Linked DNA regions of Mus musculus: regions 1 and 2 are each linked to region 3. Evidence: chromatin loops called from intact Hi-C (ENCODE). Cell type or tissue: left cerebral cortex. All regions are shown on one strand.

Region 1 (2,500 bases), 280 kb before region 3:
CTTTAAGGGGCTGGGGCTTCCTCAGAGAGTTTAGTTAGCAGACTTTTCATTCAAAATCTAGTTAGCGGGATGACTACTGAAACGAAATATAAAATGGTGCCAGGCACAGATCAGATGTTGACTAGTTTCCTCTTAGAATTTGGCCAACACACACACCCTACTCTCCAAATCCCCCCCCCACGTGATTTATCTGGTAATCCAATCTATGTAGTAGATGATTTGCAAGCTGAAGTGTCGAGGGTATGGATATACCTGCCTTCATTCTTGGTAAATCAAGAATTTATAGCGGTGCAAGCAAGCATACACTTTGCTTACCAGTGTGAATAGTTTTGCAGTCTACAATCCTCTCTGAGTCTGCCTTGCCTTCCTATCTTACCTAGGGCTTCTTCCAGCACTTTATCTTTCTCTAGTTTGTACACCATTTCCCACATTGCTGCTTAACCCTATATTGATGCTGGGTAAGCTTCCTTAGCGCAAGCTCTAGAGCTGTGGTGCGGGGACTAATGAGGCTTCAGGGCCCGATGATGATGATTGCAGCTGGATGGAGCTGTTAGCAGCCTTTGGCCTTGGGTGGACAGTGAAGAGACCTAAGGTCCCAAAGACCCTTTGCAGCACCTAGCTGACACTAGTGTGGGAAGTTGGGCAAGAGGACACCCTTGACTGAAACTTGCTGTGTCTGAAACTTGCAGCCTCCTAGGAACATTTTGAAAGGGAGAGTCAGGACCAATTCCTACCACTCCCCAGAGCGAGTGAATCCTAAATGGTCAGTGTTTTGAAGATGGTAAATTGGACAAAGGCTTGGAGAAAGAAGCAACAGAGAAAAAAACAAAAACAAAAACAAAAAACACTGCTCAGCAGAGTTTCAAGAGCAAACAGTACTGCAGAATCCAGAAAGAACCACTGTTAAAGGACAAAATATTAGAGGAATAATCGAAAAATCATGCTCAATTATGTTTGAGGGTTAGTAGTCAAATGATGGCTACAAAATTTTTAATGTTTCATGGTTTACTGAGATTCAAGGGGGAAAAATCTGCATGGAATCTGAACACCTCAATTCCAAGCTATGATGCATATGTTTTTTAAAATGTGAATGTTTCCACTTGGAAACTAGAGCATGTCGGGTTAAGATGCAGACAGAACCTAAGGGAGAGTTTTGGAATGCACTGATGACAACTCCAGGAAATCCATTAACCACAGCCAAAGACCCAACTTTGCACTCAGTTTGAAATGCAGCTCTCCTCAGAAAAATGCTTAATACAACAGTGAGAATCTAATGGAGGTTGGAATCTAAAAATCCACTTTCATGATATCTGCTGTTACAGTAATATAGACATACTGTAAATGTATTTTAAAATATATAGCCCGTTTAATTCCCCAGCTATAAATGGCTCAGGAATAGAAAAAGAGGGGGAGAAAGAAAGAATGCCCCCCCACACACACACACTTGAAGCAAATGCTTTATGAAGACCTCATTGGAATCCAGCAAATGATTAATGTGTAGATATGGGAGGAAATCTGGGGAGCTGTATTAAAGCCTAGATCTCAGGTTCATTTCGATCAGCCAGCCGTGAACTCTGGGCCGAATTCATTACACTTTAATAGTGCTGGGAGAGGAAGAAAATGCAATTTCTCATTCCATTAGAAAACTCGAAAATACTCTCAGCTTGTCCCCCCTATTAAGATGTGGCAGGTGACAGGGCCATTCTAGGGGACACGGTCAATGGAATTACAGCACATTATTTTTGTTCATATAAAATATTGAAAGGCAAGCCTGACTGTGCAGAAGTTATTTCACTGATTTGGTTTTTATGTAAATAAAATATTGAAAGTTAATTAATCCGTGCTAGAGACTAATGATTATGCTTATTATATTGCATTTGATCGCGTAATTTGCATGATTCTCGCATTGCTGCTTAATAAGCCATTCCAGGTTATAAATAATTCTGAAATTGGTTTCTAATAATGGCATGCTATAAAAGGAATGGTTTTATTACACTAGCCAGAAAAGGGGAACAGTACCATACAGGAAGTGGCCTCCATGTGAAAAGAGGTGCTTTAGTAAACACTTCAAAATGTGATATAGTCCAGATAAAGGCAAAAAAATAAATATACTGGATAATTCAGTCTAAAATTAAAAAGTATCTTTAAAAACATGCAAGCACAATAAGTTAAATGTTTAGATCATTTTTAATCAGTGCAGTGGCCCACATACTGGAAAGAATGTGTGGCAATCTGTTAACTATAAAGAAAACTATGAAGCACTCATCATATAAGAATGTAAACCAATTACTATTTAATTTGAATTTGGTCAAGGAGCAATGGTACAGTGAATTGTGAAGTAAATACATTTCCCATAAATTATTTTCGCATTACGTTACATAATGTTAATCATTTTGAAATGTTAATTAAGAAGGTTATGTTGATCTGATTACTTTTTAAACTATGAAACATTATTTTTAAAAAATATTGAAATTGCTGTTCTATTAAATTGTTTTTATCA
Region 2 (2,500 bases), 270 kb before region 3:
CCCAAAAGCAACTGTACATCAGATCGCATCGCTCAGGCGCACTTCAGAATGGAAGAAAAGATTAAAACGCAGGGAGGGGACGCAAAGGAGGTGCGGGGGGGGGGGGGGGAATGCAGGGAGGGAGAACCAGACCCAAAACATTTGCAACAATGGTGACCAGGATTTCTCAGATCAACCTCAAAAGCCCGAAGTGGTGCTTCCCCAAATCTCAGTGTCCATCCTGTTCTGGTAAGGGTCCTTCAATCACATGACCATCCCGGAATTTCAGACTGCTCCAGCGGCGGCTCGTTCACCGGAGTGGGTAGGTAGAACAGGAGCTGAGAGAGCAAAGGGCGCTTCCACACTCCTCTGCCTGAGATAACTCTAGGAGTCGCCAGCCAGAGACCACAGCCAAGGAGGATTCGGTTGAATGCCCCTGCCGGTCCACTGCAAAAACTCCTTCCTCTTCTGGTGGGGCCTCTTCAGGGCAGAGAGAAGCATCTGTAATTCTTAGTCAAACAGGCACGGGCCTAGCTCAAACCTCAAGACCTCCGTAACTCCGGAGCTGAGAGACCTGAGGTCAAGACGCACTTAGCCTGTATTGTCTCCAAACAGAGCCGACTTAATCTAAAGGAAAACAAAAACAAAAACCTTGACTACAGACCCAAGCTCTCAATATTCTTTTTTCTTCTTCCAACACTGAGAGCAGGGTTTCATACATGACCTGTGCACTTGTGTATGCGCTTTTGTGAGCAGTGCACTGCAGGTCCATTGCTTGGTCACCTACAGGGCCCGCGTTTGCCAGTGGCGCTCAGAAGCAAGAAACCTGGCTCAAACTAATGTCATAACCCGGGAGCTTGAGGCAATACAGGAAGTGATGGATGGATGGTGGATTGATGGATGGATAGATAGATAGTTTTTCTTTGAATACGTTTGCACACGTTTGCTTTTGCAAACTAAAAGCAGATCTTCCAGACAGTCCCCCTGCGTGATTCTTCAAGAGCTGAACCGCCAAGACCCTAGCTTGCTTCTTTCTCTAGTCTTCCCCTTCTGCCCACTGCCGCTCAGAGGCCCTCAGTGCAGAAACAACCACACCAGACAATGACGAATCAGTTCCTGCCTTGTGGCTGTACTGTTTATCCTAGCTTCCCTGGCATTGCTGTTTGCCCTGTTATTTTAATGGGCCCAATTAGCCACCCGGAACATAATAAGTGGCACACGGGTTTTGTTGCATGTGTTAAGTTCGTTGCTTTTCTCATCTCTATTTACTTAGGATAAATAATCGTGTATCCGTTATTCAGTTAGGTGACAAGGCTAGTAATTGGAATAAGAAGGAAAAAAGTCTCATCCTTATACTCTTTCTATAACTAGATATAGCGCTAATAAGACTGCATCAATCTTATGTAGCAAATAAATAAAATAGACAAACAAACAAATTTGCCTCCAACAAGTTAATGCGGTGTATCTGAGTGGAAAGTAGATATTTTCACGCATTCTGGAGATGAGGAGTGACTTTTAATAAAATCACAAGAAAAACAAATGTAATTCTGTAAGCCATTTCTTCCAGAAGCCAGCATTCTTGCCACCCACTTCCCCCGCCCCGGCTTCTCCATCACAACCTCTCTCTTTTCCTAAGGAGTTGGTCCCGGCTCAGAATGACAAGGGTCTTGGCTTTGCCAGTCACTTTACACTTGGCTGGGTGAGATGGGGGCGGGGCAGGAATCTATAGGTAATTAGCCTTCTGCAAGTAGTATTTTTCTCTTTCTTCCACTTTCCCTCCATTCTTGCTTTCTTTTCTCCCCTCTTCCTTCGCTCCCTTTCCTCTTTTTCCGTCCTGCACGCTTTTCATCCTTTCTATTCTCCCTCCTCTTTGACCCGTGTCTCCTGCCTCTCTTTTTCTCTTTTCCTTCCCTCTCTTCTCCACTACCCCCCCCCCCCACACACACACACACACTTTCCCCTGCCGGCCCCCTTTCCCTGTCCCTTGTCCCCTCCCAGCAGCCCGAGTGCAGCTAATTCCGGGCGTCTATATTCACTCAATTAGAGAAATCTACAGTGAAGATCGATCTTCCATCTGCAGACATGCCAGCTTAACAAATTAGATTCTTGTTTCGTGCAGGTGATTTGGTGACAGTTGGGGAATTAGAAGTAATAAGTTGTTGTGTTTGAGCCCGGGCCCCCGCCCCCCGCCGGCGCCCCTCCCCGCCCGCCGCCCCGCGGCCGCGCCCGCCGCCCGGCACCCCCGCCGCCCCGGCTGGCCCGCGCCCGCCGCCGCCGCCGCATCCCCCGCCGTAATTAGTGCTGCTGCCCTCCATGTGGGCTCGATTAAACCGTGATTTAGCCGAAAGAAATATAATTATGGCTGCAAATAAAATAATCAGCATTGAAGAGCGATTTCCTTAATGAGATGGAGCGGTTGCACGTCACGGAGTAAAGGGGTCTCATTAAGAGGTGGTAATGAGGCTTGGGTGGATGGTGCAGTCACAAAATAGCCCAAGTCCCCAGCAGGCCCGGCCCGCCC
Region 3 (2,500 bases):
GGAAGCCCAACCTCCAGCAGCCAACAACCTGCCAACACTTCAAAGCCTGGAAACTTTACATTTAATTCTGTTGCAGAGTTTCTAGATATAGAACTAAGGAATAACACCCCCTTACATTATTATTTCTTAGAGCAATAATTTAAAAGTCAGACTTTGGCTGGGATATAACTCTGAGGCAGATTGCTTGCTTAGCATGTTCAAGGTCATGGGTTTGATTCCGGGCACCAATAAATAAATCAATAGGGTTTATGCAACAAGCTTTTTCAGTGTTGTAGATCAAATCCAGGGCCTTGTGCATACTAGACAAGTGGTCTGTCTGTGCCAGAAAAACTATTAATGCTTATAACTGACTGAATAATTATTATTGACAAGGTAGAACCATAAAAATCCACGTCTATTTCTTGTGTATTTTAAGCAACGTAATCTACTTGATAAAGCTATGTGTATAAGAAGTACGTGTGGCCGGGCAGTGGTGGCCCATGCCTTTAATCCCAGCACTTGGGAGGCAGAGGCAGGCGAATTTCTGAGTTCGAGGCCAGCCTCTCTCTCTCTCTGTGTGTGTGTGTGTGTGTGTGTGTGTGTGTGTGTGTGTGTGTGTCTTCTTTGAGAAGAACTATAACCTTCCTGGGCCTCAGTTTCTTCATCTGTTAGTAGGACCGTGGGAGAGTTTAGCACTTTCTATAATTCCCCCAAGTTATAGAAGTTCACAGCTATAACAGAATTAAAAAAATGTTTTGGCCTGAATTCTAACCCTTGCCATAACAATTTATTAGCTTTTCAGAAAACTTAAAATCCACAACCCACTTGTAATATTTTAGTTAAGCATCATTCTCACATAGAACCTTACCTCAAACTGGTTGCTCTAGTCAGCAGCTTGGACGAGCTTAGAATTTGATATGTTTGTGATGTACTTCACGACTCTAGCAGGTTCTTAGCAACATTGGGGGTTCCCTTACATCTCAGGACCAGCCGCACGCACAAAGGATACCACCCACCAGCCACACTTAAGGAGATGCATGGGCTTCCTGAGACCACTTATTAGAATTCTCAACATTGAAATTTATTTTATCCTGTTAGCCAAATATACAGAATACCACATTCTGAAAATATATTAAACGGGGTGGCACAGAAGTCTAAATATGGCAAAAGGGTGCGGATTTGAGGTTACAGCCAGGTCACAACACTTTCCTAGCCTCACCATAAAGCGCTTCCAGGGATGCAGGAGAGATAAGTGGCCGCTGTGGCCACTACATCATAGTGAGGCACAGAAAGCATCCATCACGTGTATGTGAAAATCATAAGCCTGAGCTTTAGAGAGAGTTGTGCAATTGACAATCAAATGGAGCTTAAAGGGAATTACGAGGTTTTCAACTAAAGTCCTGAAATAAAGAAAGCAATATTTTACGGTAAAAAAAAAAATCGCAAATGTCAAGTTTAAATCATACCCCTTTGCACCATTGAGCTACTAGCTAGTTGTATAGGCTTCTTCAGTCCTTAACACAGAGAAAGACCAACTTTCATGCTCAATAAAACTTAAGAACTTTAGAAATACATTTAGGAACATAACTCATGTATTTGTGGCTTTCCTCCTTCCTATGTGGCTAATTGCAGCGAAAAATGAGCAAGCTCAAGAACTGCTTGCCTCTTCCTCATCTTTGCTTATGAGTTCCGGTGTTTTTTTTTGTTTGTCTGTTTGTTTTGTTTTTAATAAGGCTAACACTACTTCAGTCATTAAAACAACAACAATAAGAAAAGCCTTGGAAATACCGGGATCTGCCTTCCCTATTGCATGCATGCATCAATCAGTTCTAGCTGGGCTTTGGGAAACCCCAGGGCAACGGAACCTACCAGGAAGCCACCAACCATCAACCCCCACCAAAAGCTGGAACCCAGCTGCCCAACTCAGTCGCTCCTGTCCAAAGCCAGACAGGTGGCAACCCAGATTGGATCAGTTGTTGTGGGAATGATTTGATTCACAAACAGGGTTATTAAATTTTATATGGAGACAGGCGAAAGTCACAAGATCCTGGAGAGAAAGACCTGATTCACATAAATTTATCTTAATAGCTGTGAATTCGGGAGCATAAAGCAGAAAAAAAATTAATGGAAAGGCATTTCACCTCCTCCGTCTGCCTGCTCCCCTCCACTCCCCTGCACATAATATGCCTGCGCACACACACATAGATCAACACCCGCCACACAATCCGCCCAGTGCAGGAGGAACCCGACACATTGATCCGAGCCTGTTTTGACATATAAACTCCAATTTGGCCCCAAGTCACTGCGAGTGGACACTGCCACTAACGGCTCTGACACTAGGTTATTTGTTGTTGCTGTTCGCTGTCCCTGTTTGCACATTAATCCAGTGACAATTAGGTGTCAGCGAGCGTTGTTTCTGCTTAGCTGATAGCCTTGGGCTCTGCGCTTGAAACCCTAATCAGGAGTGTAAACTCTGCTATATTTCAATTTGGAGAAGCGCTCTTCCGCTAAGAGGCCCCTG

Evidence for each region. Hi-C counts contacts between places; a loop is a spot of excess contacts. Peaks named below come from ENCODE experiments on the same cell type or tissue, not always from the same donor. Only the 100,000 strongest peaks of a DNase experiment are listed, where the experiment ranks them.
Region 1: it touches region 3 in a loop (3-fold over the local background); 4 of 42 quality-filtered maps call a loop at or near these places.
Region 2: a loop joins it to region 3, with 2.7 times the contacts of the local background. A loop is called at or near these places in 6 of 42 quality-filtered maps.

The regions. Positions count from the first base shown.
Region 1 is chr13:94,879,388-94,881,887 of GRCm38, reverse strand. The region is part of intron 2 of Otp (orthopedia homeobox); the gene reads right to left. Among named protein-coding and RNA genes, the nearest start is that of Otp, 5.0 kb to the right of the region's middle. In left cerebral cortex, no CTCF peak of the experiment used is centred here; DNase peaks (open chromatin) are centred at 110, 640, 1,127 and 1,300.
Region 2 is chr13:94,868,886-94,871,385 of GRCm38, reverse strand. No RefSeq gene overlaps it. Among named protein-coding and RNA genes, the nearest start is that of Otp, 5.5 kb to the left of the region's middle. In left cerebral cortex, no CTCF peak of the experiment used is centred here; DNase peaks (open chromatin) are centred at 490, 804 and 1,013; H3K4me3 peaks cover 151 bases.
Region 3 is chr13:94,596,527-94,599,026 of GRCm38, reverse strand. No RefSeq gene overlaps it. Among named protein-coding and RNA genes, the nearest start is that of Gm32305, 99 kb to the left of the region's middle. In left cerebral cortex, no CTCF peak of the experiment used is centred here; no DNase peak of the experiment used is centred here.